Linked DNA regions of Mus musculus: region 2 is linked to region 1. A link is a contact called in ENCODE POLR2A ChIA-PET data. All regions are on one chromosome and are shown on one strand. Each heading gives the region's core, a stretch centred on a gene start or an enhancer-like site at or near the end of the contact. The rest is flanking DNA. Distances are from core to core; before and after follow the strand shown. Region 1 holds the start of Prxl2b (peroxiredoxin like 2B). Region 2 holds the start of Pank4 (pantothenate kinase 4).

Region 1 (2,700 bases), core at 30-2,529:
CCAGTTGCTCTACAGGACCAGCTCCTCCTGATTCTGCAACTTTATTTTCTTTCCTTTTTTAAAATGTACCTTTGCACACCTGTGTGCACTTGTGTGTGCCCGGGGAGTCCAGCGGTTGAGTGTTTTACTCAGTGCCTCTCAATCGTATTTCTTGAGACAAGGTCTATTGCTGATTCTCATGCCTTTGCTTCCCCCAGGACATGGGATTACAGGTCTCTGTCATTTTACCGAGTCACCTCCCCAGCCTACTCTTGCTTGCATAGGTTTGGGCCCAATGTGAGTGCCTGGTGCCTGAAGAGACCGTAAGGGAGCATCAGATGCCCTCAAGCTGGACTTGCAGAGGATTGTGAGTCGCTGTAGGGATGCTGGGAACCAAACCGTGGGCCCTCTGCAAGAGCAGCTAGTGCTCTTAACCACTGAGCCATCTCTCTAGCTTCTCCTTTTGACACAGTGATATGTATGGTTCCTAACTTCCTGCCTGGCTGTTCAGCCTCAGCTAGGTATCTTGTGGTGGCTCTCTTCCTTTCCTAGCCTCTACATCTGTCAGATGCTTGAACATGGCCCTAGAAAGCATCACAGGGCTTACTTAGTGAGGAAAGGACAGAACACGTGGATTCCTGAGCCTTCTACTCTTCCTAGGGACACACCACTGCGAGCTCCTGTTTATCTCCTTTGGATTGTTGTACATGAGAGCCCGTAGTTTAAAAACTGACATCCACACAGCAGGAAATGGTACTTTACGATGGAAGTTAATAGGATTTCGCGAAAATGCAAAGCAGGAACTTAGACTTGGAAAGGCTGGTCCTTTCACTACTGTAAGTGCCGGCTGCCCTACTGTTCCTCACACTAGTGATTTGTGAGTTCGATTCCCCGTTTCAACTTTTTGGCTCTAATTCTACCACCCTGCTGCACTACTAGGGACCACCTGATGCTAGTGGAGAGCTACGCAAACGCTAGAGAGCCACGCAAACGCATTCTGCGCAGGCGCACCGCTTGCAGACTGTCCATTGAGCTTTACCTGCTACGCCATTGGCTAATAAGCTTATACATATGAGAACAACCTAGGCTTAGGCAAAGAGATCTGCAGTGATTGTCTCTTTGGAGAGAGGGTGTGCCTGTATACTAATATCAGGGGCGGAGCCTGGGGCGAGACAAGCGCACAGTCATGTGACCTGAACCCCCTGGAGGTGGTGCCCACCAGGACTGGGGCGGGATTATGGGCGGGGCATAGGCTGGCTGAAGAGGCTGCGCAGGACAGAGTGAGCCTCCCCAGGCTGCGAGAAGGGACCGTGGAGCAGAAAGGGACGGAGGAGGCCATGAATGTGGTGGACCTTGGTCGCGTAGGAGCGTGTGTCTTGAAACATGCAGTGACTGGGGAGGTGAGATTTGGCTCGCGCAGGGCGGAGAACGCCTCCCCTAATACCTGGCCCAGAGCCTTGGCAACTCACATGGGTTGGAGTGGAGGTCCTGAGGGGTCCTATGAGTTCGCGTACTGGGCGTGGGTACAGCTCATGGTCCACAGAGGAACCATCAGGAGGACCAGTCAGCTGCGAATCTTGGAGCAGCACGCTGCGGGACATGTGAGGCTGCCGGGCATAGGGGGTTGGTGAGCCCATGTCCCCTGACCGATCCATTCTGTAGGCTGTGGAGCTGCGGAGCCTATGGCAGGAGAAAGCTTGTGTGGTGGCCGGTCTGCGACGCTTCGGCTGCATGGTGTGCCGCTGGATCGCCCAGGACCTCAGCAACCTCCGGAGCATCCTGGACCAACACGATGTGCGCCTGGTGGGCGTGGGGCCTGAGGCCCTGGGCCTGCAGGAGTTTCTGGATGGTGGTTACTTCTCAGGAGGTGCGACTCTTCCCGGACTCAGAGCCTGGGCTGACCTCTCCCTTTCTAGGCCCAACAAGAACATATTCATGTGTCAGCATATGCAGCTCTTCCCTGCCCTGCCTTCAGCCTGTGCCCTGGCTGGTGCCCAGACCTAGTGGCAAAGTCCCAGTGACTCTTGCCCTTCCCGTTTAAGCAGTGGTGACATTCAATCCTGCCTTGCTACTCATGGCTTGGGTGGGTGGAGCTGGATACAGTAAGTGGAGGGGACAGACTGTAGGAAGCCTGGGGCACATAGCTGTGGCTTTCCTTTCTAGAACTCTACCTTGATGAGAGCAAGCAAATCTATAAGGAGCTGGGCTTCAAGCGGTAAGTGTGACTGTTTGTGGGCATGAGTCTAACCAGGGACAACAGGAGGACAGAGTGGCCACCGCTCTCTTATGTACCTTCTTGCTACTGCCATCTGCTCTGCTCTCCAGTTTGTCTCATGGAAACTGACACTGGTGCTTCAGCCAGCCCTTCTTTGAGTCTTCTAATGGGTGTTGGTCCAAGGCAGGCCTGTCCTCAGAAGTCTGCTATTTCATAAACAGGAGGGACCTTGGAGCCCAGTGCCTTAGCCATGGCTCATTGCAGTCCTCTGTTGCCACAGACTGCCTGTCATGATAGGCAGTGCCGGCTAAGCGAGATCCCTGGGCACACCCAGCTTGGAGCTCATTCCCCACACTCCACACCACCTCTCCAGGGCCCCCAAGGCTAGCTGTATTCAACCTGGGGGCTCTCAGGGCTTGTGTAGAGCCTAGTTAGACTGGTTGCTGATCTGCCTGAGCCCTGGGTTAGATAAGTGGGTGGGGCAGGACACTGGGAACAGGTGTGGA
Region 2 (2,700 bases), core at 153-2,652, 65 kb before region 1:
GCATAAAACCCAGCCCTGGAGTGAAGGTTTCAGGATCCTGGAACAGCTGCCTTGGGGCCTTTGGAGAGGTCAGGTTGTGGACAGTCCCCTCTGCTGGGGCTGCAAGCTCATCACTTCTAAACTAATATACAGCCAGTCACCGAGTTATCTCAGGTGCTAGTAGAATCTTGGCCCACTCCACCACCCTCCTGAGCCCTTGATAAAGCTGGAACACAGGACAAGCCAGCAGGCCATCTTTACTTTCTCTTCCATTCCTCATTCCTCCCAAGGAAGAACACGTCAGAGAGACAACCCAAAAGCAAGAGGGTGGGGGACTTATTCAATATTCCAGAAGTAACGAGATTCTTCACAGTCTCTTAACAACCTAGGCTTTCCAAGGAGGCTAAGAGCCAGCAGCACACCCATTGATTCACGGAGATAAGTCCAAGACTGCGGATGCTGCCCGGCTGTGTGGGGCCTCACTGACAATGCTGGCATCAAGAGATACGCGGGGAAACGCCTGCAAGCAATTGGGTACAAAGCTCCTCAATAACAGGATGCAGAGCAGAGAGCTTGGGGGACAGGGGTAGGGGTGGGGGAGGGGGAGGGGGAGCGTTGGCCGGCTCCCATCCTGGATCTACGAATAGAGAGACCACGGAGAAAGCTAGCCTTCTTCTGTGCCTTGGTCTCCGCATCTGCACACCAGGGCGATGAAAGAACCTCCCCCGAGGACTTGTTAGTGGGCATGAGGCTGCCCAACGCGCGAAGGGGATCTAAGGTGGGCCTGTAGCGGGTCGGCAGGAAGGTGAACTCCTAGGCGCGCAGGAGGCGGCGGCCGTAGCCACGGTCCACGCTGCAGCGCTCGACAAGTGTCCAGGCCCAACGTCTCCACAGCTCACTGGGAAGCCGGAACTCCGGCGGAGTGCGCCGCGGGGCCATGGCCAGCCTCATCCCGGGGGACTCTGAGCAGATGAGGACCCCCGAGGCCACCCGCCCCGCCCGTCCCTCCACTGAGCCACCGGCGCTGCGCGGACTACGAGGCCCGACGTGCCCCGCTCCAACCGCGCAGCGCCTACCGGGAGCTGGAGTCCCACAGCCCGCTCGGTCCCGCACCTTGACGCCGCGCACACTATGAGTCCCGAGAGGCTGTGCGGCGACCCGTGAGGCTGTGCGCATGGCCCGCGCCCCCGCCCTTCGTCCTTCCCGCCGCCCCCGCTGGCTGGCCGCCCGCGCCCACTGCTCCGGCCACTTTCTTGAGTACCCGGTCCGTGTCTACCTATATCAATGGCGAAGCGCTTGGCGTTCTCCAGGTTGCGGAAGATCTCGTCGGGGGGCAGCGTGATGCTCTTGTCCAGACTGTCCCCGCCGCTCCCGCCGCCACTCGCTCCACGCTCCGCCATTTTGAAAGTGCCCGGCCAGCCTCATCAGCCATGGAAATATATGCGCATATAATTGACTGCTAAACGACCGCGTGCATAAATTATGCTAATGAGTCTCCGCCCCCCGTCCGCCTGTGCTGGAGGCCAGGCCACCCGACCGTCCTAGACAAGCAAGTGTCCCAGAGGCCAGGACTGGGAAGGGAGGGCCGTTATTTTCCAAACTACCAATATGAAGCTTTTGGAATATTGTTCTTTCGCTGAGCTGGCTAGATGCTAACTTGGGTTGATTTTGGCGATCGTGCTTTCATATCTCCTTGCTGTGAGGCTGGCCCTGCAAGCTGCTGTAATTTCTGCTAGGGTGACCCACCATCCTGGTTTCCCAAAGAAGTGGGACCTTCAATTCTAAAACTCCCATGTTAATTGGAGTAGTTTTAAAGACCCTACATTCGAGAAATGCCCAGCCAGGGGGAAGGGATATGAATAGGGTCGTGCGTCTGCAGCTGGGGAAGATCGGCAGTTTAACAGCAATCTTTGCAAAGTATAGGAGGGAAAGGGAGAGGGCGCATGGAAGAGGGGACCGGGCTTCAAAGTGGAGGTGATCTGGAGTTCCTGTTGATTTAAGTCCCTTGAGAGAGAGCACTGTGTCCTCCAAGAGGGCCATCGTGTAACTTAATACCTCGCTCTCTGCAAGGTTCTGTCTGCAGGCAGTTGCTCACTGACTTGCCAGGCTCCTGGAGCACAGGACTGAGGCAGTGCGCAGGCTCAGCTGCCATATATCTATCTACATTGATTCCGAGAGGAGGCAACCTTGTATGTGCCTGCCAACAGAGTGGGTGTACTCTGAATGGGAGAGCCTGCTCCAGAGTGGCAGGGCTCCTGAGAGTGAGGTGACCCAGCAACTTCAGTCCCTGTAAGTGGAGTATGCCCGGCCTGTGTGTAGGACACTCCACAAGGGCACTGGCCTCCTCCCCATCTGTAGAAGTTCTGCTGCTCCTGTGGTAAGCTAAATGAGTGCAGATGAGGTTCTCTGTCCTTGCTTACTATACGTGGGTCACAGAAGGGTCCTCAGGTGGTCCCTGGCAGAGTGGATAGGAATAAGAGGGGGGTGGTGGCTAATGAACTTCTAGATGGGAAAGATCCAAGTCGGGATGGGAGCCACATCTATGACTTTGTCCTTCAGAAGACATGTAGACACACCTTCCCACTTCTTGCTCCATGGGTTTTGCCTTTGGAGAGCCCTGTGAACTTGACTAACCTATAGCCTGCCTTAAAGCGGACACCCTGTCTTAGACAATAGCCCATACCTACCAGGCTCATAGTTTGAATGGAATGGGTCAGTCCT

The links. ChIA-PET counts read pairs that join two places held with the same protein, here RNA polymerase II (POLR2A).
Region 2: POLR2A ChIA-PET joins it to region 1 with 15 read pairs in Patski. The contact joins the promoter of Pank4 here to the promoter of Prxl2b in region 1. POLR2A ChIA-PET finds 5 or more read pairs at or near these places in 2 of 5 experiments (Patski and embryonic stem cell).

The regions. Positions count from the first base shown.
Region 1 is chr4:154,897,622-154,900,321 of GRCm38, reverse strand. It overlaps Prxl2b (peroxiredoxin like 2B), which reads left to right and starts at 1,279. Exons shown (of 7, transcript NM_025582.3): 1 at 1,279-1,379; 2 at 1,642-1,846; 3 at 2,143-2,194. The coding sequence starts at 1,317. Gm52690 (a long non-coding RNA gene) reads right to left here. Exons shown (of 2, transcript XR_003955190.1): 1 at 2,272-2,700; 2 at 1-1,891.
Region 2 is chr4:154,962,825-154,965,524 of GRCm38, reverse strand. It overlaps Pank4 (pantothenate kinase 4), which reads right to left and starts at 1,402. Exons shown (of 20, transcript NM_001305804.1): 1 at 1,256-1,402. The coding sequence starts at 1,379. It overlaps Gm42363 (a long non-coding RNA gene), which reads right to left and starts at 1,248. Exons shown (of 2, transcript XR_881640.3): 1 at 1,056-1,248; 2 at 212-499.